Linked DNA regions of Homo sapiens: region 2 is linked to region 1. The links are chromatin loops, found by intact Hi-C in ENCODE. Cell type or tissue: Caco-2. All regions are shown on one strand. Each heading gives the region's core, and the rest is flanking DNA. Links, peaks and the distances in the headings are about the cores only. Region 1 has its middle 12 kb from the start of TMEM44-AS1. Region 2 has its middle 33 kb from the start of ATP13A3-DT.

Region 1 (9,069 bases), core at 5,259-7,758:
GGGATCAGTACTCCTTAGGAAAAGAGACACAGAGACCCTGCTTCCTCTCTGCTCTCTCCCACCATGTGAGGAGCCACAAAAAGACGGCCATGTGCAAACCAGGAGACTGCATTCAGCAGGTGCCAGAACCGCCAGCACCTGGATCTTGGACTTTCCAGCCTCCAGAGCTGTGAGAAATAAATTGTTGTTCACCTGTGTGCAGTGGCTCATGACTGTAATCCCAGCACAAGAGGAGAGGCAGGGGTGTGTCCTGAGGAGAATCGCAGAACCTTGCGAGGCAACTTAGATGAGGCCTATGAGGTTTATACCTGCAGAGTGTGGCCAATCTGCTCAGACAGGAAAGGCTACTTTTGGCAAAGAAGACTTGGCAGAATTTAGGGGTTTGATGATCCCAGCTTCATCAGGATCTGCCCATATGTCCCAATTCCAATTATCAGTATCCCATTCCTTCCCAGTCAATGCCCTTGCTTTAATAAAAGATCCTGCAAGATTGAGAATTGAATTTACATTGGAATTTAGCTACTTGGAGGATAAGACCCTGGATTTTATTTTCAGAAATCTCAGTCCTGTAACCACAGGAGATAAGAGTTTTTCTCAGGGCAGATAGAGAAGCTTTCAGATCATTTATGCAAAACATGAGCTAGGAATTTGAAGCCCTGAACTCATCCTTTTCTTTCCCCACTTTTTTTTTTTTTAATGAGACAGAGTCTTACTCTTTCATCCAGACTGCAGTGCAGTGGTGTGATCTCAGCTCACTGCAGCCTCTGCCTCCCAGGTTCAAGTGATTCTCCTGCCTCAGTCTCCCGAGTAGCTGAGATTACAGGTGTGTGCCACCACACCCAGCTAATCTTTGTATTTTTAGTAGAGATGGGGTTTTGCCCTATCTTAAAATATAAATAAATAAATATATAAAGAAGAACTCATTTTTAAGGTTCTACTCTTTTAGAACCACTTTCAGAACCAAAGCCTGTATTAGCCAGACTATAACCAAGACAAAGACGACTAGGAGATAAATATTAAGAGATTTATTGCAAGGAATTGGCCTGTGTGACTGTGGGGACTGGGTAGGCAAATCTGATGTCTGAAGGGCAGACCAGAAAAAGCAAGGTATAACTTTCTCAGGCATTACCAAATGCTGCTGCCCACAGATGAAATTTCTTCAGAGAACCCTCAGCTCTGCTCTGAAGGCCTTTCAAGGTCTGACTGAACCAAGCCCATTCAGATTATCTAGGATAATCTCCCTCAAAGTCAACTGATTATGGACTTGAATCACATCTATAAAATACCTGCACAGCAATGCCTAGATTTGAGTTTGATTGAATAATGGGACTGTAGCCTAGCCAAGTTGACACATAAAATTGACCATCACACCGGGCGCGGAGGCTCACGCTTGTAATCCTAGCACTTCGGGAGGCTGAGGCAGGCAGATCACCTGAGGTCGGGAGTTTGAGACCAGCCTGACCAATGTGGAGAAACCCCATCTCTACTAAAAATAAAAAATTAGCCATGCATGGTGGCAGGTGCCTGTAATCCCAGCTACTCGGGAGGCTGAGTTAGGAGAATTGCTTGAACCTGGGAGGCAGAGGTTGTGGTGAGCCGAGATCGTGCCATTGCACTCCAGCCTGGGCAACAAGAGTGAAACTCCGTCTCAAAAAAAAAAAAAATTGACCATCACAATGCCCCCTGTAGAAGGTGGAGAGCCTTTCAGCAGCGGATGCATTCACATGATCACCAATGTGCTGTAGGCCCATCGATTGCTCTGTGGAGGCTGGTTTCAAGGAAGGAAAGGCCGAAGGCAGACAGACTAGGTGAAAGACGATCCAGGCCTTGCTGTGAGCTGAAGCGGGTACTCCAAAACTCAGTTGTTCAAGCTTAACACCTTGTACCTCCAGCAACTGTATTTGGAGATACAGTTTGGAGGTGCTTAGGTTAACACGAGGCTGTTAAGGCCAGGTGTGGTGGCTCACGCCTATAATCACAGCACTTTGAGAGGCCAAGGCAGGTGGATGGCTTGAGCTCATAAATTCGAGACCAGTCTGAGCAACATGAGAAACCCCGGCTCTACGAAAAATACAAAAATTAGCTGGGTGTGGTGGTGCAGGAGGCTGAGGTGGGAGGATGGCTTGAGCCTGGGGGGCGGAGTTTGCACTGAACCGAGATGGTGTCACTGCATTCCAGCCTGGGCGACAGAACCAGAGCTTGTCTTTAAAAAAAAAAAAAAATGGGGCCGGGCACAGTGGCTCATGCCTGTAATCCCAGCACTTTCGGAGGCAGAGACTGGTGGATTGGTCAGGCTTGAGGCCAGGAATTCGAGACCAGCCTGACCAACGTGGCGAAAATCCATCTCTACTAAAAAATACAAAAATTTAGTCGTGGTGCACACCTGTAAATTCCAGCTACTCAGGAGGCTGAGGCACAAGAATCGCTTGAACCCAGGAGGCAGAGGTTGCAATTTTTAATAAAATTTTATTTTTCTTGGTCAGGCGCGGTGCTTCATGCCTGTAATCCCAGCACTTTGGGAGGCCAGGCGTGTGGGTCACCTGAAGTCAGGAATTCGAGACCAGCCTGACCAACATGGCGAAAACCTGTCTCTACTAAAAAGACAAAAATTAGCTGGACATGGTGGCAAATGCCTGCTACTCGGGAGGCTGAGGCAGGAGAATCACCTGAGCCTGGGAAGTGAAGGTTGCAGTGAGCCGAGATAGCACCACTGCACTCCAGCCTGGGTGACAGAGCAAGATCTTGTCTCAAAAAAAAAAAAAAAGATTATTTTTTGTCACACCAACAAATTCAGCTTCGAAGGAAGAGAAATTTGAACAATATTGACAGAAAGTTGAAGGGCAGGCAACTGGTAACGGCTCAGGCCTGACTGAGGGGGTTCACTATCCTGCTTATTCCAGACAAGCGGTCTGTTAGATTTTCCATCAGCCCAAATAACCTTCTACAGGGTGGAATTTATCATTTCCCAAGAGAGAAGCATCCGCTGCACCCTCAAAGCACAGCCACACAAAGACCTGTGGCTAAACTGGACACTTTGCTTGCCACTGATCTACTAGACGCATGGTTTCCAGAAGGAGATTGTCTGTGGCCGCAAACGGATTGCGAGCAGACTGCGAAGGGGTAGTGAAACCACCGCGGGGCTTCGGAAATGCTTCTCCGCTGAGCAAAGCTAAAAAGAAGTCTACAAGACACCGTGGATTTGGATGAAAAGAGTCTGCCTCCCCTTTGTCAACAGAAAGCCACAAGCACGCGTGTGCTGTGATGTGAAATGCTGGCATGAAGCAGCAGGAGTTTCCATTTTGTCACACTATAGGGAAACGCTGGAGCATCTCTGCAGCTGTCCCACTGACCCCCAGGACAACTGGAAGTCTAACATTTTTCCTTCTCATCACCTCCTCCACCCCTGGTGAAAGCTTTCCTGCCTCTTTGCCTTTCTGGATGGGAGAGCGCAGCTGGGGACACCCGAGGCAGCTCAAGCTGGAACACAAGGGCAGGGGAAAGCAGCGGACAAGATATGAAAGGGCTTGGGAGACATGGGAGTGAGATTGAAGGGCCCGAAGCACAGACAGAGCTGGCCCACGAGAGAGGAAGTGTTGCCTAGGATGTACTGTCTCTTCTCCTTCCTGGGATGATGAGAGGGCAGGAGCCACCTCGGACAGGTGTGCCCCCGTGCCCAGTGGAGTTCGCTAGAAGTGAGGCCTGCTGCTTCCCAACAGCTAAGTCATGGTGGAAAGCAGAGTGAAAATGTTTTCTTCCAGGAAAACAGGACCTCTGTTTCCATGACGCAGCCTCTGCTATTATCACACTGTGTGACCTGGACAAGTGTCAACCTTTCAATCTGTAGTTTCATCTGTAGATAATAATACCTGCCTCTTTGGGCGTCATGACGCAGAGTTATTAAGTACAGAGAGAATGAGTAAATATTCATCAAACTCCAAGACACCAGTAGGTGAAAGGTTTATGGGGAAACTTTTAGCCAGGCGTGATGGTGGGTGCCTGTAGTCCCAGCTACTCGGGAGGCTGAGACAGGAGAATCACTTGAATCTGGGAGGTGGAGGTTGCAGTGAGCCGAGATCGCACCATTGCACTCCAGCCTGAGTGACAAGAGCGAGACTCTGTCTCAAAAAAACGAATAAATAAATAAAATAAAAACTAATTCGGCTGGGGAAGGGTAGTGATAAATTTGCAGTTAACAGAATGTTTAAGTCTGAAGCCATGGCTGTTATGGTAGAGATCTCTTCAGGGCCCAGGCAAGACTTCGGTCACTGCGGCCAGGGCCAGGACTCGGTTCCTATCTCCCCCTCGCTGCCCTTGCATTGTTCTCCAAATCCCCTGGTGACCGAGCAGATACCCTGGAGGGACGAAACGAGGCCCACCCTGGCTTCCTCGAGCAGGACAGGGCCTGCCTGTGTGCTTTTCTTTAGTCTCAGAAAAGCCAAAATTAGCCTCACTTTTGTTTCTTTTCTCAGGAGCCTCTAAATTGTATCTCAGGAAAGGATTATTGTGCTCTAGGGACCCTATCTTATCGTGGGGTGTGGGGGAGGCGATGAGTGAAAGGAAAATGGTCTTTGACAAATTGGTTCAATTCGGACAATCACGTGATTTTCCAGTAATTGCCCACCACTGCTGTAGTGAGCTATTGTTTCACTTCCCAAATATTTAGTCAAGTAGGAGGCCTGAGAAAACTGGGGAGGGTCAGAGGCTGGAGAGCACGCTCATGGAGGGGAAAAGTGCTGTTTTTGGTGATCTCTGCATATTGTTGTGAATGGTAATACTAAGGACGCTCTGGACTCTTTATCACTAACTTTGAAGGACTGACAACCACTTTAGGTGTAAGGAGACCCCTCAGGGACACCCCCTGCCGGAATGCACTGCCGTGGGGGAAGAGTCCTTCTGAGGCGTGGGCTCTGGAGCTGGTAGCTTTTGAGCCTAGTTTGATCCAGCTCTTCCCTGCTTCATGGCCGACCAGGCTGCCTTGCTGACCCCTCTGAGGAGATAAGGGAGTATTGTTTTACCTCTCCTGGTGAACACCGCTGAGAAAAACAAAGTCACACACTGTGAATTAGGGGACAAATGAGACTCGGGCTGCCGGAGCTAAAGGCTTCACACAAAGAATCCAAGGCATGACCAGGCATTTGCTCTTATGCAACTTTTCAAAAATTCCTGGGTCTCCAGGGAAAAAGAGCATGAGCTCTGGGGTGACCTCACCCTGCCTCACTCAGCCTGACATCACGGGACATTTGGGGGATTAGGTCGGACGGTGGCGGCAGCGGCAGCACGTGAGAATGTGTGTTATCGACGGGGAACACTTTTCCCGTGCTCTCATGTGGTCATCTGTCTGATATGCCTGTGGGTGGAGGTGGGCAGAGGGGAAGGGAGTGTCCTGTCACCGGCGACAGAAAAGAGCCATGAGGTCATTGGAGCCCAAGGCTTTCCTCACTGACCATCGGCAGCAATTGTCTTCCCAGCTTCCACTCCCAAGGGTTCACCTCCGCTCCCACAGAGGGTTCTGATCTTGGGATTCCTGCTTTGGACACACATTTTCTTCCATCTGAAAATAGGCCCTGATAGTCGGACAGGGGATATATTATTTGGAGAGAGATTTGGCAATTAACTTTGACAATTTTGTTTTTTTCCAGCTTCTGATGACAATTCCCTCACATCTGAGCCCCTCTGAGATGCTGCCCTTGCTTCTTATAACTCCCTGCCTAGGCATGATGTGCAGGCAGCCCTTCGCCCACCTTGCCCACACCCTCCCCGCCCAGGGTTCCTCACCATGCATCTCACTGCGATCTGGGATCCCTCCCACTCCTCCACCTCCATCCCACTGAATCAGCGTCGCCGATCAGGAGCTGAGACCTGAGAAGCTGTATAAGAAGCAGACCACTCCCGCGATTCTGCTGCCCACTGAACTGGAGAATCATTGAGTCGGCTGATCTCTAACCACCGACTCAGAGCCTGCGTTCTAGAATCGAAATGTTCCCAGGGAAGGCAGCCTCAAGGGAATCAACGGACAGCCTCCCACTTGTGCAGGGGTTTTAATAACCATTAGGTCTCAGTCTTCCTACCTCAGTGATTCTCTTCCTTGGCTGCATGTTGGAATCATGCCTGGGGTTTTTTAAAGTTACACATAATATGGTTCCCAGCAGAGATGAGACATACGGGCTTTCCCCACCCCGCTTCTCTAAGAAGCAAAAAATGGCCTTGGAATCCCAGGCAGTGGTACCACCGGAAGTGTAATGTTGACACCTGGTAAGGAAATCTCCCAACTAAGTCACCTGGAGGCACAGAGGGCAGCCATCTGAACAGAGTGGGGACTGGGGATCCCAGGACTTACTGTGGTAATTTCCTTTAGAAGAATCGCTTCAGTGTTGGAGAAAGGGGTGCTCTCAGACGCTTAGGCTCCAAGGCGGCCAAACAAATGCTGCAGACCCTGGGGTGGATCTCTGGGGAAGAGCGGGCAAGAGCGTGGAGGTCCTGGCTCCCTGTGCTGGTGAGGCTGGAACGGGGTCTGACACAGCATCCCACAGCCAGCTGGTGTCCCACGAGGAGGCTGTATAGGTGAACTTAGGAGTCCAAGTAGGGATTCCTTGGCCAGGATTAGCAAGAGGGAGGGGAAGGTGGTCTCTTCTTGAAGAGGCACAGCTGCCCTGCGAGGCTGCTAGGAGCAGCTGGAGGGTACAAGCTAAGGATGGGGCAGGACCAGTGACTGACAGTGACACCATGAGGCAGTGAGCGGTCACAGCAGAGGTAACCGTAACTGCTAATAATGATTTGGTGTTGTTTGCCCAGCATTGATCAATGTGCCTTACACTTATTAATTCACCCGATAACAGTTCTGTGAGGAAGTCATTATCACCCCCACTGTAGAGAGAAGGAAATGGAGGCATGAAGGCTACACAATTAGAGTGGCTGCCAGTCTGTGAACCCAGGCAGTCTGGCTCTGGAGCCCACACCCCTACCCAGGAGGCCTTGCTGCCTTCATGGCAATAGCCTTCATTTATTGAGCACTTACTATGTGCTGTCACAGCCTCTGTGCTCTTTCAGCCTTCACCGCAATCTTCTGAGGTGGGGCATACTTTTCTTCTCATTTCACAGATAAGGAAAGTGAGGCGCAGGAAAGAAAAATAGGCAACTGCTTACCATCCATTCTCTCCCCTCTGGGAGTGGAAGCCAGACTAATTCCACGGCAGCTCCTTTGTTTTTTTTTTTTTTTGGAGACAGAGTCTCGCTCTGTCGCCTAGGCTGGAGTGCAGTGGCACGATCTCGGCTCACTACAACCTCCACCTCCCAGGTTCAAGGGATTCTCCTGCCTCAGCCTCTCGAGTAGCTGGGATTACAGGTGCCTGCCACCACGCCCAGCTAAATTTTGTATTTTTAGTAGAGATGGGGGTCACCGTGTTGTCCAGGCTGGTCATGAACTCCTGACCTCAGGTGATCCACCCTGCTCAGCCTCCCAAAGTGCCGGGATTACAGGTGTGAGTCACTGTGCCCAACCAGCTCCTTCACTTTTTAGAACTCAATAAGCCTTTAGGGTTCTCAGAAAACTCAGGGTAGGTGGAAGCTTCAACAGGGGATTCTGGGCATCCTGCAATACAACGTTTGCCCTCTTGAGTGCAGAACTGGAAAAACAAAGATTATAGGACATTCTTTCTCCCTCTAAATTTGTGAAAGCAAATCATACCAATTATAGGGGCCTCATCCCAGATCCATTTAATCAGAATACATGAAGAGTGGGGCCAGGAAATCTGAATTAAATCAAAACCAAAAACAAACCACAGGTGATTCTGGTGCACAACTGGGGTTGAAAATCACTGCGTTATCTCACGGTCATATGCATGGCCCCAGTGAGCAGTCAGCACTGTTTCACCTTGCCCGCTGCCTAGACACAGCCTATTTATCAAGACAGGGGAACTGCAGTAGAGAAAGAGTAATCCATGCAGAGCCGGCCGTGTGGGAGACCGAAGCTGTATTATTACTCAAATCAGTCTCCCCGAGCATTCGGGGAGCAGAGTTTTTAAGGACAGCTTGGTGGGTGTGGAGAGCCAGTGAGCCGGGAGTGCTGATTGATCAGGGATGATATCACAGGGAGTCAGCTGTCTTCTTGCGCTGAGTCAGTTCCTGGGTCGGGGCCACAAGATCAGATGAGCCAGTTTATCCATCTGGGTGGTGCCAGCTGATCCATCAAGTGTGGAGTCTGCAAAATATCCCAAGCGCTGATCTTAGGAGCAGTGTAGGGAGGGTCAGAATCTTGTAGCCTCCAGCTGCATGGCTCCTAAACCATCATTTCTAATCTCTTGGCTAATTCGTTTGTCCTACAAAGACAGTCTAGACCCCAGGCAAGAAGGAGGTTTGTTTTGGGAAAGAGCAGCTGTCGTCTTTGCTTTAAAGTAGAAACTAAGTTTCTCCCAAAGTTAGTTCACCTTCGCCCAGGAATGAACAAGGACAGCTTGGAGGTTAGAAGCAAGATGGAGTTGGTTAGGTCAAGTCTCTTTCACTGTCTCGCTTACAGTTTTGCAATGGCGGTTTCATTTCCAACAACAACTTCTAGTTTTCAAATTCTCTTGCTTAGAAAGAAGCTGCATGCGAGACCTGAGCAAAACTCCTCTCCTGTCACAGAGGGGATGTTGCTCAACAGGCAAGAGAACGTGCCAAGGAAGGAGTTGGGTCAGGCCTGGGGCAGACAAGCAAACATCCAGGCACTCTATTCTTACCCTTCCCCCTGCCTTCTCTACTTGGAGAATCATCAACTGGTCTTAAAAGCCAGGCCCATGAAGCCATGTCTTCTTGGTGAACACTCCCCCTGTCTGGCCTCCGCCTCCTCCTGGCCTCTCCTCCTGGGCACTGCGCTTCCCCTACAGGGCTGAGGTGCCCTTGCAGACAAGGGCTGGGAGTTATTCCTGTGCTCCCCCTGCCCCAGCAGGGTGCCTTGGACATAGTAACCCCTCAGGAAGTGTCAGTCCAATGAACATAAGGGAAAGGAAGATGGGAGGAGTGAAGACAGAGGGACAGAGAAGTCAAAGGGTAAAGCGGTAACCATATTTGGGGGATGGCCAGTGAAAGGTGATT
Region 2 (13,290 bases), core at 6,723-9,222, 53 kb before region 1:
GGTAGAAAAACAAAAGCCCAGTCAGGAACCAACCAAGTGGAAGAGAGTGCAGCTGAATAAAATCAACATTGCACTTGGCTTTCTCTGACACCAGTTCCCAGAATCTCTTGAGTGATGGGAGGATCCATGCAGGGGTTGTTTTGGAGAGCCTGGCCAAGGGGTCTCTTGCAGGGCCTGAAGTCCAACATTTAAGGGAGCAGGAAAAAAGAAGAAGGAGGTTTCCTCTTCTCATATTGCTGCCTCTTCCCATCACCTCTCCTTGAACCTCAAGAAAAGGGCTGGGCACAATGGCTCGTGTCTGTAATCCCAGTGTGTTGGGAGGCTGAGGCAGGAGGATCACTTGAGGCCAGGAGTTTGAGACTAGCCTGGGCAACATAGTGAAACCCCTCCATTTCTACTTTAAATTTTTCTTTTACAGGCGGAGTGCGGTGACTCTCGCCTATAATCCCAGAATTTTGAGAGGCCAAGGTGGGCAGCTCACTTGAGCTCAGATGTTCGAGACCAGCCTGGGCAACATGGCAAAACCCCATCTCTACAAAAAATACAAAAATTAGCCAGGCATGGTGGTGTGCACCTGTAGTCCCAGATACCTGGAGGCTGAGGTGGAAGGATCACTTGAGCCTGGGAGGCAGAGGTTGCAGTGAGCCAAGATCACATCACTGCACTCCAGCCTGAGTGACAGTGAGACTCTGTCTCAAAAAAGGAAAAAAGAAAAGAAATTAAAATTAAATAAATTTTAAAAATCTTTTTTTCTTTCTTTCTTTCTTTTTCTTTTTTTCAAAGAAGTCTCCTAAGAGCCAGGCTATTAGCACTATCCTCCCTTTCAAGTGCTATACAGTGATCAGGTGAAACTGGAGAACATCTGAGTTGGGAGAGAATTCTAAGATCTCAAGTGTAAAAGCTTAATTTCACTGACTAAAAACTGAAGTCCAGAAAAGGAAAGAGGTTTTTGGCAAGGGGACACAGCCAACTGGTGGCAGAGCTGGCAATAGAACCCAGGATCCTTTTGACAACCCCCACCCCACATACACACATCCTCCCAAAGTGTGATCTTGCTCCAAAAAGCTAGCTTCTCTCCGAGTTTTCGCGTTTCTATCAGAAGCCCCCTCATCCTTTTCTTTTTCTCCCCCCTTTATGGCTATCTATCTTCTACAGGAAGGACAGAAGCCCTTTTCTTCTCAGTGAATAAGATTGGGAATCTTGGCCGCGCGCAGTGGTTCACACCTGTAATCCCAGCACTTTGGGAGGCCGAGGTGGGCAGATCCCCTGAGGTCAGGAGTTCGAGACCAGCCTGGCCAACATGATGAAACCTCATCTCTACTAAAAATACCAAACCAGCAGGGCATGATGGCGCATGCCTGTAATCCCAGCTACTCAGTAGGCTGAGGCAGGAGAATCGCTTGAACCTGGGAGGCAGAGGCTGCAGTGAGCCGAGATTGTGCCACTGCACTCAAGCCTGGGCAATAAGAGTGAAGCTCCGTCTCAAAAAATAATAATAATAAATAAAAAGATTGGGAATCTTGAGAAACTAAAAGAAAAGGGCAAATACTTAAAGAAAAAAGAAAAGACTGGGAATCTGAGAGTCATTCTTAGGTATTTTTGTTATCCCACGTGTGCAAGTAATGATTCCTATTGAGGCTTGCTTTAAAATATCTTACTCTCTATTCCACCCTTGCCTTCAGTCTGTGCCTGCTGCTGCCCCCTACCTCTGACCTCTCTCCAGGCCACCCGGTAGATAGCTAACATATTCATGATAACTTACAATTGTCATACACATACACGGCATCACTGTGCTGTGTTCTACATGTGTTACTTTATTCCTCTAAAAGACCCCATAAGCTGGGTGCCTTTATTACCCGCATTTTATAGATGAAGAAACTGAGGCTCAGTGCAGTTAAATAATATTTGTAAGATCTCACAGCAAGCAAGGAGCAGAACTGGGATTTTATTTATTTAACTTATTTATTATTATTATTATTATTATTATTATTGAGACAGAGTCTTGCTCTGTCGCCCAGGCTGGAGTGCAGTAATGTGATCTCGGCTCACTGCAGCCTCCACCTCCTGGGTTCAAGCAATTCTCCTGCCTCAGCCTCCCAAGTAGCTGGGATTACAGGCACACACCACCACACCTGGCTAATTTTTGTATTTTTAGTAGAGACAGGGTTTCGCCATGTTGGCCAGGCTGGTCTCAAACTCCTGACCTCAGGTGATCTGCCCGCCTCAGCCTCCCAAAGTGCTGGGATTATAGGGGTGAGCCACCGCGCCTGGCCGGAACTGGGATTTTAGAAGAACCAAGTGGTCTGGTGCCAAACTCCAAACTCCCAGCTGCTATACAATACTGCGTTTCTCTGAAGCACCCATACGACCATGTCACTCCTGTGCTCAAGTCTCTTCAGTGCCTCCCTTCTGACTGTGGTCGTTCAAATTCCTACTTGGGCATTAAAGGCTCTTCAGTGGTTTGTCTCTCGCTCTCCTGCAGGTAAGTTTATGCGCTTTGCTGTGTCTCACGTCCCTCCTCTATTACTTGAGTGTGATAATACCCTCTCATGAGGCTGCCACGAGGATTAAAGGAGGTCACTCAGCACAAAGTGACACAATTGGTGTTAGTGATCATTTAGTTACCTTTGTACTGTTTCTCCCAACTTACTTAGAGGACTCCTCTGACCAGAATGTTGCTGCAAATAAACAGTGCTTGTTGCTAAACTGAATGCGAATGTAAATTTTCCCTTCCTAGAAATGTTCCCCACTCCCATATGCCAACATCTCCAAATCCGTCCAAACCCAACCATCCTCCAATCACTCTACTTCACTGCCCCCACCCCCCCACTAATTGAAACTCCTGAGACACTTACTCTTTTTTTTTTTTTTTTTGAGGCAGAGTCTCACTCTTTCACCTAAGCTGGAGTGCAATGGTGCGTTCTCGGCTCACTGCAACCTCCACCTCCCAGGTTCAAGTGATTCTCCTGCCTCAACCTCCCGAGTAGCTGGGACTAGAGGCTCACACCACCATGCCCAGCTAATTTTTGTATTTTTAGTAGAAATGAGGTTTCATCATGTTGGCCAGGCTGGTTTCGAACTCCTGACCTCAAGTGATCTGTCCACCTCGGTCTCCCAAAGTGCTGAGATTATAGGCGTGATCCACCACGCCTGGCCTCGGGGACGTTTATTCTCATCATTCTTTTTTTTCCACACCACTATTTATTTACTCGTTTGTTAAGCATTTATCAAGTGCTTACTCTAATAATAACAATGCCTGTACAGACAGTCCCTGAGTTAATGGTGACTGACTTAATGATATTTTCAGTTGATGATGGGTTTACAGGGATATAACCCCATCTTACACTTGCTTGGTTATTTTTTTTTTTTTTGTCTTTTTTTTTTCCTTTCTGTGGAGAACGGCGTCTTGCTGTATTGCCCAGGCAGGTCTCGAACTTCTGGGCTCAAGCTATCCTCCCACCTCCTCCTCCCTAATAGTTGGGATTACAGGCATGAGCCACCATGGCCGGTGGACGTAACCCCAACTTAAGTCGAGGAGCATCTGTATTTGACTTGATACTTTACGAAGGGCTCCATACCACAGCTCTGCATCTGTAAATCCTCACAAAAGGCTTGGAAGGGGTTCCCATTTTTAGGCTGCCCTAGTTTTACCAGCTGGTGGTAAACCCTGGTGTCAGCACCAGCATTCCTGGGGATCCAGAGGTGATGCTGACAGGACCCCCGTCTTCAGGGCATGTATTGCTGGGTCTGTCCCGCAGACCCTGGCTGACAGATGAAATGAGTACTCAGACAGAGGTATGCAGTGTAAGAGCAGCTAGGCGACTGCCTGGCTCTAGTGTCCAGAGAGCAGCCCGAGAGCTGGAGCTGCTTGCTTTTATTCAGTGCAGGCACAATGACGAAAACCTGGAGCCAACACAACCTGCAGGTAATTAACATTTATCATTCCCTTTTCAGGCAACATCATGCACGCGGATGATCAACAGTCAGTTCCTGGTCAACATAAGTAAACAAGCCTGTTTAAGATAAATTCCCCCACACTCCCTTGTACCTACTCCTTGCCCTCTGCCCCAGGGTTATAGAACAGCTGCTTTCTGCTATTCTCCCCCCAGGCTCTGCAGAACCTTCTGACCTTTCAGAAGGTTTGCATCCTTTCCCTATAGTTTTTCCACCGCTCTGACCAGTCCCCCACAATATATAGCCTTGTATGCAAAGCCAGGCCTGTCCATGCAGGGTGACCATCCAAGGTAGACAGTGGCAAAATCTGGTGGAGGCATCAGAGATAGTGCCATCAGTTTGCTGGAACAAGCATATCAAGGAGCCTGGCAGATCTACACTTCACCAGACGGTGCCTGTAGCCAACAGGGCAGGCCCTTGCTCCAGGGAAACACTCAGAAATCAAAACTCCTTGCTCTGCTGCCAGGGAACTCTCCAGGAGATCCTCAGTGTCATCAGAAGCTGAAAAAAACAGTGCTGAGAAACGTGGCCTGCCGTCTTTCCAGCTAAGGGAGATGGCCCATTCGACCCTGGGTTGTCCTCTGCAAACGCGCTGCTGCAGGTTGCATGGCACCATCTCCTGATTGCAATTTGCTTTCCTGAGGGAGTGAACTGACTGAAATTGGATGGTAATAAGTTGCTAGGTTATTTTCCACTTTTTAGTTTATGAGGCTTATTCATTTTGCTTTAACATTAACCACTGCCTTCCTTTTAAGGAGCTGGTGAGGCAGCGCATGGCAACAGGTTCAGGGTGAGGAGTGGCACCACCTCCTTTCAGTGAGGATTTGGGAAGGGTGAAAAGCACCCTAATCTTCTCAGCCGCATGTGAACAAACCACCTGTCAAGGTGGGTCCTTCCTATAGGGAGGTTGATGTCAGCCCTTCAGGGAGGTCTCAGTTTTCTTCCTCCACTTCCTAATCCCTTCATTATAATTCCTTCCACAACAGAATAAGTTTCTTGAGCAATGCAGCAATATCCAGCAATTTTAGATAGACATTTACCTTTTGACCTAGAAATCTCACTTCTACGAATCCATCCTAAAGACACACTTTCAGCTGGATGTGGTCGCTCATGCCTGCGATCCTAACACTCTGGGAGGCTAAAGTGGAAGAATCTCTTGGGCTCAGGAGCTCAAGACCAGCCTGGGCAACATAGGAAGACCCTATCTCTAAAAAAAATAAAAATAAAAACGGCACACAGTCAAAAATTCAAAAATTAATATACATAAGGCTATTTATTACAGAAACATTGGTAGTAGCAAAAGACTGGAAATAACTCAATGCCCATCAATAGGGAACGGAGTAAATAAACTAAGATACCTACACATAATGGAGTGCCATGCAGCTTTGAAAGGAAATGAGGCATATTTCTATGTTATATGTTGTGATCACCAGAATATAACCTAATGAGTAAAAAGCCAGGTGAAGAAAATTCTGATAATATGCTATCATTGGAGAGGGGAATATGAATATACCATACATCACATAGGAGGAGAGAGGAAATAAAGTGAGAGGATTGGGATAGAAGCTAGACTTTTCTAAATATATCTTGTTTTATAGATTTATGTTGGAAGTTTGTGGATATAGTACTTTAGAAAAGTATAAAACCAAATTAGACTTGACAAAATGAAACAAGTCAATCTGTTGAGTTGATGGTGTAACTACACAGTGAGAAACTATTGCAAATGACCTTAACACTCAGGAATTCCACTGTATATTCCTAATGGGAGATCCCCTAATGACCAAACTTAAACCCAGTCCAACCAAACCAAAAAACCTTGTAAAATATCTGAAACCATTTTTAGTAATGAAATGAGAAATGTGGTCGTGTTGGTGATATGGTTTGGCTGTGTCCCCACCCCGACATCATCTTGAATTGTAACTCCCACAATTCCCACATGTCATGAGAGGAACCCAGTGGGAGGTGATTGAATTATGGGTGTGGGTCTTTCCTGCGCTGTTCCCATGATAGTGAATGACAAGATCTGATGATTTTAAAAACGGTTTCCCCGCACAACCTCCCTCTCTTGCCTGCCACCATCTATGTAAGATGTGACTTGTTCCTCCTTGCCTTCCGCTGTGATCGTGAGGCCTCCCCAGCCATGTGGAACTGTAAGTCCATTAAACCTCTTTTTCTTCCCAGTCTCGGGTATGTCTTCATCAGCAGCATGAAAATAAACTCATACAGTAAATTGGTACCAATAAAGTGGGGTGCTGCTGAAAAGATACCCAAAAATGTGGAAGCGACTTTGGAACTGGGTTATCAGGCAGAGGCTGGAACAGTTTGGAGGGCTCAGAAGAAGACAGGAAAATGTGGGAAAGTTTGGAACTTCCTAGAGACTTGTTGAATGGCTTTGACAAAAATGCTGATAGTGATATGAACAATAAGGTCCAGGCTGAGGTGGTCTCAGATGGAGATGAGGAACTTGTTGGGAACTGGAACAAAGGTGACCCTTGTTATGTTTTAGCAAAGAGACTGGTGGCATTTTGCTCCTGCCTTAGAGATTTGCAGAACTTTGAACTTGAGAGAGATGATTTAGAGTATCTGGTGGAAGAAATGTCTAAGCAACAAAGTATTCAAGAGGTGACTTGGGCGTTCTTAAACACATTCAGTTTTATAAGGGAAGCAGAGCATAAAAGTTCAGAAACTTGCAGCCTGACAATGTAATAGAAAAGAAAATTCTATTTTCTGAGGAGAAATTCAAGCTGGCTGCAGAAATTTGCATAAGAAATGGGGACCCAAATATTAATCTCCAAGACAATGGGGAAAATGTCTCCAGGGCATTTCAGAGGTCTTCATGGCAGCCCCTCCCATCACGGGACCAGAGGCCTAGGAGGAAAAAAATGGTTTCTTGGGCCAGGCCCAGGGTCTCCGTGCTGTGTGCAGCCTAGGGACTTGGTGCCCTGCATCCCAGCTACTCCAGCCATGATTAAAAGGGCCCAAGGTACAGCTCGGGCCGTGGCTGCAGAGGGTGCAAGCCTCAAGCCTTGGAAGCTTCTATGTGGAATTCAACCTGTGGGTGCACAGAAGTCAAGAACTGAGGCTTGGGAACCTCTGCCTAGATTTCAGAGGATGTATGGAAACGCCTGGATATCCAGGAAGTTTGCTGCAGGGACAGGGCCCTCATGGAGAACCTCTGCTGGGACAGTGTGGAAAGGAAATGTGGAGTTGGAGTCCCCACACAGAGTCCCAACTGGGGCACCACCTAGTGGAGCTGTGAGAAGAGGGCCACTGTCCTCCAGACCCCAGAATGGTAGATCCACCGACAGCTTGCACATGTGCCTGGAAAATCGGCAGACACTCAACACCAGCCCATGAAAGCAGCCAGAAGGGAGGGTGTACCCTGCAAAGCCACAGGGGCTGAGCTGCCCAAGACCATGGGAACCCACTTCTTGCATCAGCGTGACCCGGATGCGAGACATGGAGTCAAAGGAGATCATTTTGGAGATTTAAGACTTAACTGCCCTGCTGGATTTCTGATTTGTATGGGGACCAGAGCGCCTTTGTTTTGGCCAATTTCTCCCATTTGGAATGGCTGTATTTACCCGATACCTGTACCCCCATTGTATCTGGGAAGTAACTAACTTGCTTTTGATCTTACAAGCTCCTAGGCGAAAGGAATGTGCCTTGTCTCAGATGAGACTTTGGACTGTGGACTTTTGAGTTAATGCTGAAATGAGTTAAGACTTTGGGAGACTGTTGGGAAGGCATGACTGGTTTTGAAACGTGAGAACATGAGATTTGGGAGGGGCCAGAGGCGGGATGATATGGTTTGGCTGTGTCCCCACCGAAATCTCATTTTGAATTGTAACTCCCACAACTCCTGTGTGTCATTGGAGGAACCCAGTGGGAGGTGATCGAATTATGGGGGCAGGTCTTTCCTGTGCGGTTCTCATGATGGTAAATGAGTCTCACAAGAGCTGATCGTTTTAAAAGTGGGAGTTTCCCTGTACAAGCTGTCTCTCTTGCCTGCTGCCATTCATGTAAGATGTGACTTACTCCTCCTTGCCTTCCACAATGATTGTGAGGCCGTCCCAGCCATGTGGGACTGTAAGTTCATTAAACCTTTTTTTCTTTCCAGTCTTGCATATGTCTTTATCAGCAGCATGAAAATGGACTAATACAGTTGGTAAGACTGTTTTGCATGTATTATAGGATAAAGCAATGAGTAATTATGTTGTTTTGAAAAGTGGGATGTTTTACATCCCAGGTATGGATATAAGATCAATAAAGTTAAGTAGAAACACTTTAGTCTTACCTAAATTTGAAATAGAACTATTAGTAAGAATCCATAAAGTATTTGCTTGTAAAAAATTCTTTCTAGAAACCATCATCAATTCAAAAGCAAGCATTTCTTGCACACAGAATATGATCTCTAAATGCCATTTACTAAAAGAAAGCAGGGCTCCTTAGAAAAATGGCTGATTCCAGATCTGGGCTCCTGGGAAAGAAATGTACAAGATGAGCCTGGAACATCATATTATACACCTGATAATCAAGCATTTATCAAGAACAATAGGGTGATTTCACAAGGCAAATACCAGATATTATGTGCCTCCTGATGAAAAACATTAGTCATGAAGTAGTCTTGCCAAAATCCCTAACCTAAATCTGATCAACTACTCTAAATCCAACTTCTAGTTTACAGGAAATGTCAAGGACAGAGAACATGTTAAATCATACTGCTGGTTGCAATCACCAAAATTATTGCAGTGGCTCATGCCTATAATCCCAGCACTTTGGGAGGCTAAGGAGGGCAGATTGCTTGAGCCCAGGAGTCTGAAACCAGTCTGAAATATAGTGAGACCCCCATTTCTACAAAAAATTGAAAAATTAACCAGGCATGGTAACATGCACCTATGGTCTCAGCTACTCTGCAGCCTGAGGCAGGAGGATCGCTTGATACCAGGAGTTTGAGGGTCCCTTGAGCCATGATTGCACCACTGCATTCCAGCCTGTGTGACAGAACGATACCCTGTTTAAAAAAAAGAAAATATCACAAAGACTTAGTTGCCTATAGTCCTAGCTACTCAGGAGGATGAGGCAGGAGCATGAGGCTGGAGGATGGCTTGAGCCCAGGAGTTCCAGTCCAGACTGGGCAACATAGTAACCCCCTCCCTTAAAAAAAAAACAAAAACAAAAACAAAAAAACAGACTCAGTCAACTTGAAGAGGCCCCCACTAACCAAAGAATAAGATAATCTGAGCATCAATAAGAATTATAACTGTGATGAATTGAAGCTCATCAAATGTTTAAAACCATGAATTCATGCTTTTTAAAAATTAAATCTATTGGTCACTTTTGGTGGGTGCTAGGGATCCATTTGTTATTTTGAAAATTGGCAAATAAAGAGAGAGAAGCATTTATATTACCTTTCCAGTGACAAATATAGCTTATGTTAACTGCATAGACGATCAGGGAAACCTTTTTTGGATGTATTACAGCTATTAAACAGAGAAAGACTAGAAGGATTACAATATCACCATTTTGCCATCTTTAGTAAATTAACAGGCCTGGACTTTGATCATCAATGACGGTCAAAAGACAAATACATGAGTGCCTCCCGATGAGAAACAGTCATGAAGTAGTCTTGCCAAAAATCACTAACCTGTCTGGTCACTACTCTAAATCCAACTACTAGTTTACAGGAAATGCCAAGGACAGGGAACGTGTTAAATGATACTGCTGAATGCAGTCGCCAAAACTCAGATGGTGAGAAATTCCATGAGATAAATGACCCAGCTTCTTCAACAAATACATTACAAGCAGGAGGAACTTATCAAGTAAAAGGGATCCAAGAGGCATACTGAAGTCTATGGGTGAAAATGATGCCATGATATGATTTGCTTCAGAATAATCCAGGAAGGGATTAGTCATAAAATAAGATTAGCCATGAATTCTTTTTTTTTTTTTTTTTTTTTTTTGAGATGGAATCTCGCTCTGTCACCCAGGCTGGGGTGCAGTGGTGCGATCTCGGCTCACTGCAACCTCTGCCTCCCGGGCTCAAGCAATTCTCCTGCCTCACCCTCCCAAGTAGCTGGGACTACAGGCGTGTGCTACCACACCTGGCTAATTTTTTGTTTTTAGTAGAGACGGGGTTTCACCATGTTGGCCAAGCTGGTCTCGAACTCCTGACCTCAGGTGATCTGCCCACCTTGGCCTCCCAAAGTGCAGGGATTACAGGTGTGAGCCACTGCGCCTGGCCGAATTCTTAATTATTGAACCTAGGTGATAGAATCGTGGAAGTTTATGATACCATTCTGTCTCCTTTTATGTTAGAAATTTTCCATAGTGAAATAAATAAATAAATAAATAAACAAAAAGGAAACTAAAGACTGAAGCCACAGAAAAGCTAAACAAACAAAATAAAGACTTTCTCTCTCTTTTTTTTTGGACACAGGGTCTTGCTGTGGTGCCCAGACTACCTGGGCTGCAGTGCAACGGTGCCATCTCAGCTTACTGCAGCCTCAACCTCCCAGGCTCAAGAGATCTTCCCAACTCCTGAATAGCTGGGACTACAGGTTCGCGCTACCATGCCCAGCTAAGTTTTCCATTTTTTTGTAGAGACAGGGTCTCGCCATGTTGCCCGGTCTAGTCTCAAACTCCTGGACTCAAGTGATTCCCCTGCCTAGGCCACCCAAAGTGCTGGGATGGATTACAGGTGTGAGCCGCCATGCCTGGCCAGAAGGTGAATTTTGAAGTCAGGTCGACTCGGCTTCAGTTCTGGCTTAGCCACTCCATAACTGTGTGACAAGAGACAAGTTCTAGCTCTGAAACCCAATTTTCTCAGGAAAATGGTGACAGTACACACCACCGTTCCGTTGTATGAATTAAAGGTAACAGTTGGGCAATGCTTGGCAGAGCTCCTCGCACATAGTAACCACCTTTACTTATTGCTGGAGGGAAGGTTGTACACCCTTGGGCCTTTTCTCTTTTTGAAATAGCTGGTATGGAACTCAGGTGACAAGACTAGTGGAGGCAGGAAGAGGGACCCAGGAATTCTATCTTCCTATGGCTAAAAGGGGAAAAAGAAGCTTCCCCGCCTGGAATACTTCCTGAATCTTGCCCCTCCTCCCCATTTTTCAGGGCTCTTTTCTAGTTCTGCCTCCAGGCAAAATTAGTACCTCCTCTTTTTGCCTCAGCTTTTCCACAAGTCTATTTGAACACATCCTTTGACCCCTTTTATTGGTGTGATTTGAACCAGGCACAGTGGCTCAGGCCTGTAATCCCAGCACTTTGGGAGGCCAAGGCGGGAGGATCACTCGAGTCCAGGAGTTGGCGACCAGTCTGGGCGACATAGCAAGACCCTGCCTCTGTTTTAAAAACTTTTTTTTTTTTTGAGACAGAGTCTTGCTCTGTCACCCAGGCTGGAGTGACGTGGCGCAAACTCGGCTCACTGCAAGCTCCACCTCCTGGGTTCAAGCGATTCTCCTATCTCAGCCTCCCGAGTATCTGGAATTACAGGTGCATGCGACCATGCCCGGCTGATTTTTGTATTTTTAGTAGAGACGGGGTTTCACCACGTTGGCCAGGCTGGTCTCAAACTCCTGACCTCAGGTGATCTGCCAGCCTTGGCCTCCCAAAGCGCTGGGATTACAGGCATGAGCCACCGCACCCAGCCTTGAAAAAACAATTTTTTTAAGTAATTAAATATTAGTGTGATTTTTTTTCTGTTCTTCCTCCACTGTTCCCCAAGCTATAAACTTCCCTACAGGGCAAGAGTCTTCAAGATCTTTCTTTCTACCCAGGTGCCCAGAACAGTGTCTGGCACATTGTAGGCGCTCAAAAAAATGCTTACTGCCTCGGAAACCTGACCAGAAAAGGCCAACTGTATGTGGGGTGGGGAAGGGAATGAGAAGGGTTAACCTTTCTCCTCCACCTTCAGCTCTGTGTCAGATGATATACAAGTGGAGACTGAATCCCGTAGATTTATAGTGTGTTTTATGATGATATAAACAGAGCTTTTTTGTTATTATTAATCATCCCATTTATGCATTTCAAAAATCCACAAAAATTCATCATTAAAATTTGTTTCATACCTTCTCATCCTTTCTCTCAATAACGTAGCAGTGTTAGAATTTTGTCTCAATTCGTCATGGCCTTCAGGTAGCACTTGTCTGCTGGACACAGAGGGACAGGAATTCTCAACCTGAAGACTGCAAGTTTCAGCCACCTATGAAGTTTCAGCATCCTGATGTTGCAAAATGGTACATATACATGTGTACCTATATACATTTTTTTTTGAGACAGAGTCTTGCTCTGCTACCCAGGCTGGAGTGCAGTGGCATGATCTCAGCTCACTGCAACCTCCACCTCCCAGGTTCAAGCGATTCTCCTATGTCAGCCTCCTGAGTAGATGGGATTACAGGTGTGTGCCACCACACCCGGCTAATTTTTTATATTTTTGGCAGAGATGGGGTTTCACCACGTTGGCAGGCTGGTCTCAAACTCCTGACCTCAAGTGATCTGCCTGCCTTGGCCTCCCAAAGTGTTGGGATTACAGGCATGAGCCACCACCCCTGGCCCATATATGCATTTTTGGATAGGGTGATGGTCTGTGATTTTTCAGTCAGATGCTCTCATGGGTTCCTGACCTAACAAAGGAGAATGACTACATTCAATAGAAGAGGTGCAAAATAATGAGAAACACTAAGTGTTCACTGAGAACTCTTTCTTTTCTTTTTCTTTTTCTTTTTTTTTTTTTTTTTTTGAGACGGAATCTCACTCTGTCACCCAGGCTGGAGTGCAGTGGCGCGATCTCAGCTCACCACAACCTCCGCCTCCCAGGTTCAAACAATTCTCCTGCCTCAGCCTCCCGAGTAGCTGGGATTACAGGCATGCACCACCACGCCTGGCTAACTTTTGTTTTTTTAGTAGAGATGGAGTTTCTCCATGTTGGTCAGGCCAGTCTGAAACTCCTGACCTCAGGTGATCCACCTGCCTCGGCCTCCCAAAGTGCTGGGATTATAGGCGTGAACCACTGTGCCTGGCCTAGTGTACCCATTCTTTAAGGCCCCACTCCTGTCCCTTCTCCCTACCACTGTCCCTGCCTCTTACCCAACCAGTTGTCTTTCTCTCTTGTAAACTCCAACATTTCACATTTATCTCTTGTTATATGTGGCTAGTAACCATTGATCACCTTCCTTATGTTTGCTCATGTTTTACCTTCCCAGCTAGTCTGTATGCTTCTCGAAGGCTAGGCTCATATTGCACATCATTGTATCTTCTTTGCCCTCTGGAAGGCTAGGATCATATTGCGCATCATTGTATCTTCTTTGCCCTCTGGAAGGCTAGGAT

What was found. A loop is a pair of places that touch in the nucleus more often than their neighbours do. Peaks named below come from ENCODE experiments on the same cell type or tissue, not always from the same donor. Only the 100,000 strongest peaks of a DNase experiment are listed, where the experiment ranks them.
Region 2: a loop joins it to region 1, with 4 times the contacts of the local background. A loop is called at or near these places in 17 of 110 quality-filtered maps.

What each region holds. Positions count from the first base shown.
Region 1 is chr3:194,567,253-194,576,321 of GRCh38, forward strand. No RefSeq gene overlaps it. Among named protein-coding and RNA genes, the nearest start is that of TMEM44-AS1, 12 kb to the right of the region's middle. RefSeq lists enhancers at 4,912-6,111, 5,088-5,382, 6,428-6,597. In Caco-2, for the core only: a CTCF peak has its summit at 6,724; DNase peaks (open chromatin) are centred at 5,259 and 6,699.
Region 2 is chr3:194,513,117-194,526,406 of GRCh38, forward strand. No RefSeq gene overlaps it. Among named protein-coding and RNA genes, the nearest start is that of ATP13A3-DT, 33 kb to the left of the region's middle. RefSeq lists an enhancer at 7,664-7,958. In Caco-2, for the core only: no CTCF peak of the experiment used is centred there; DNase peaks (open chromatin) are centred at 7,235 and 7,795; H3K4me3 peaks cover 1,014 bases.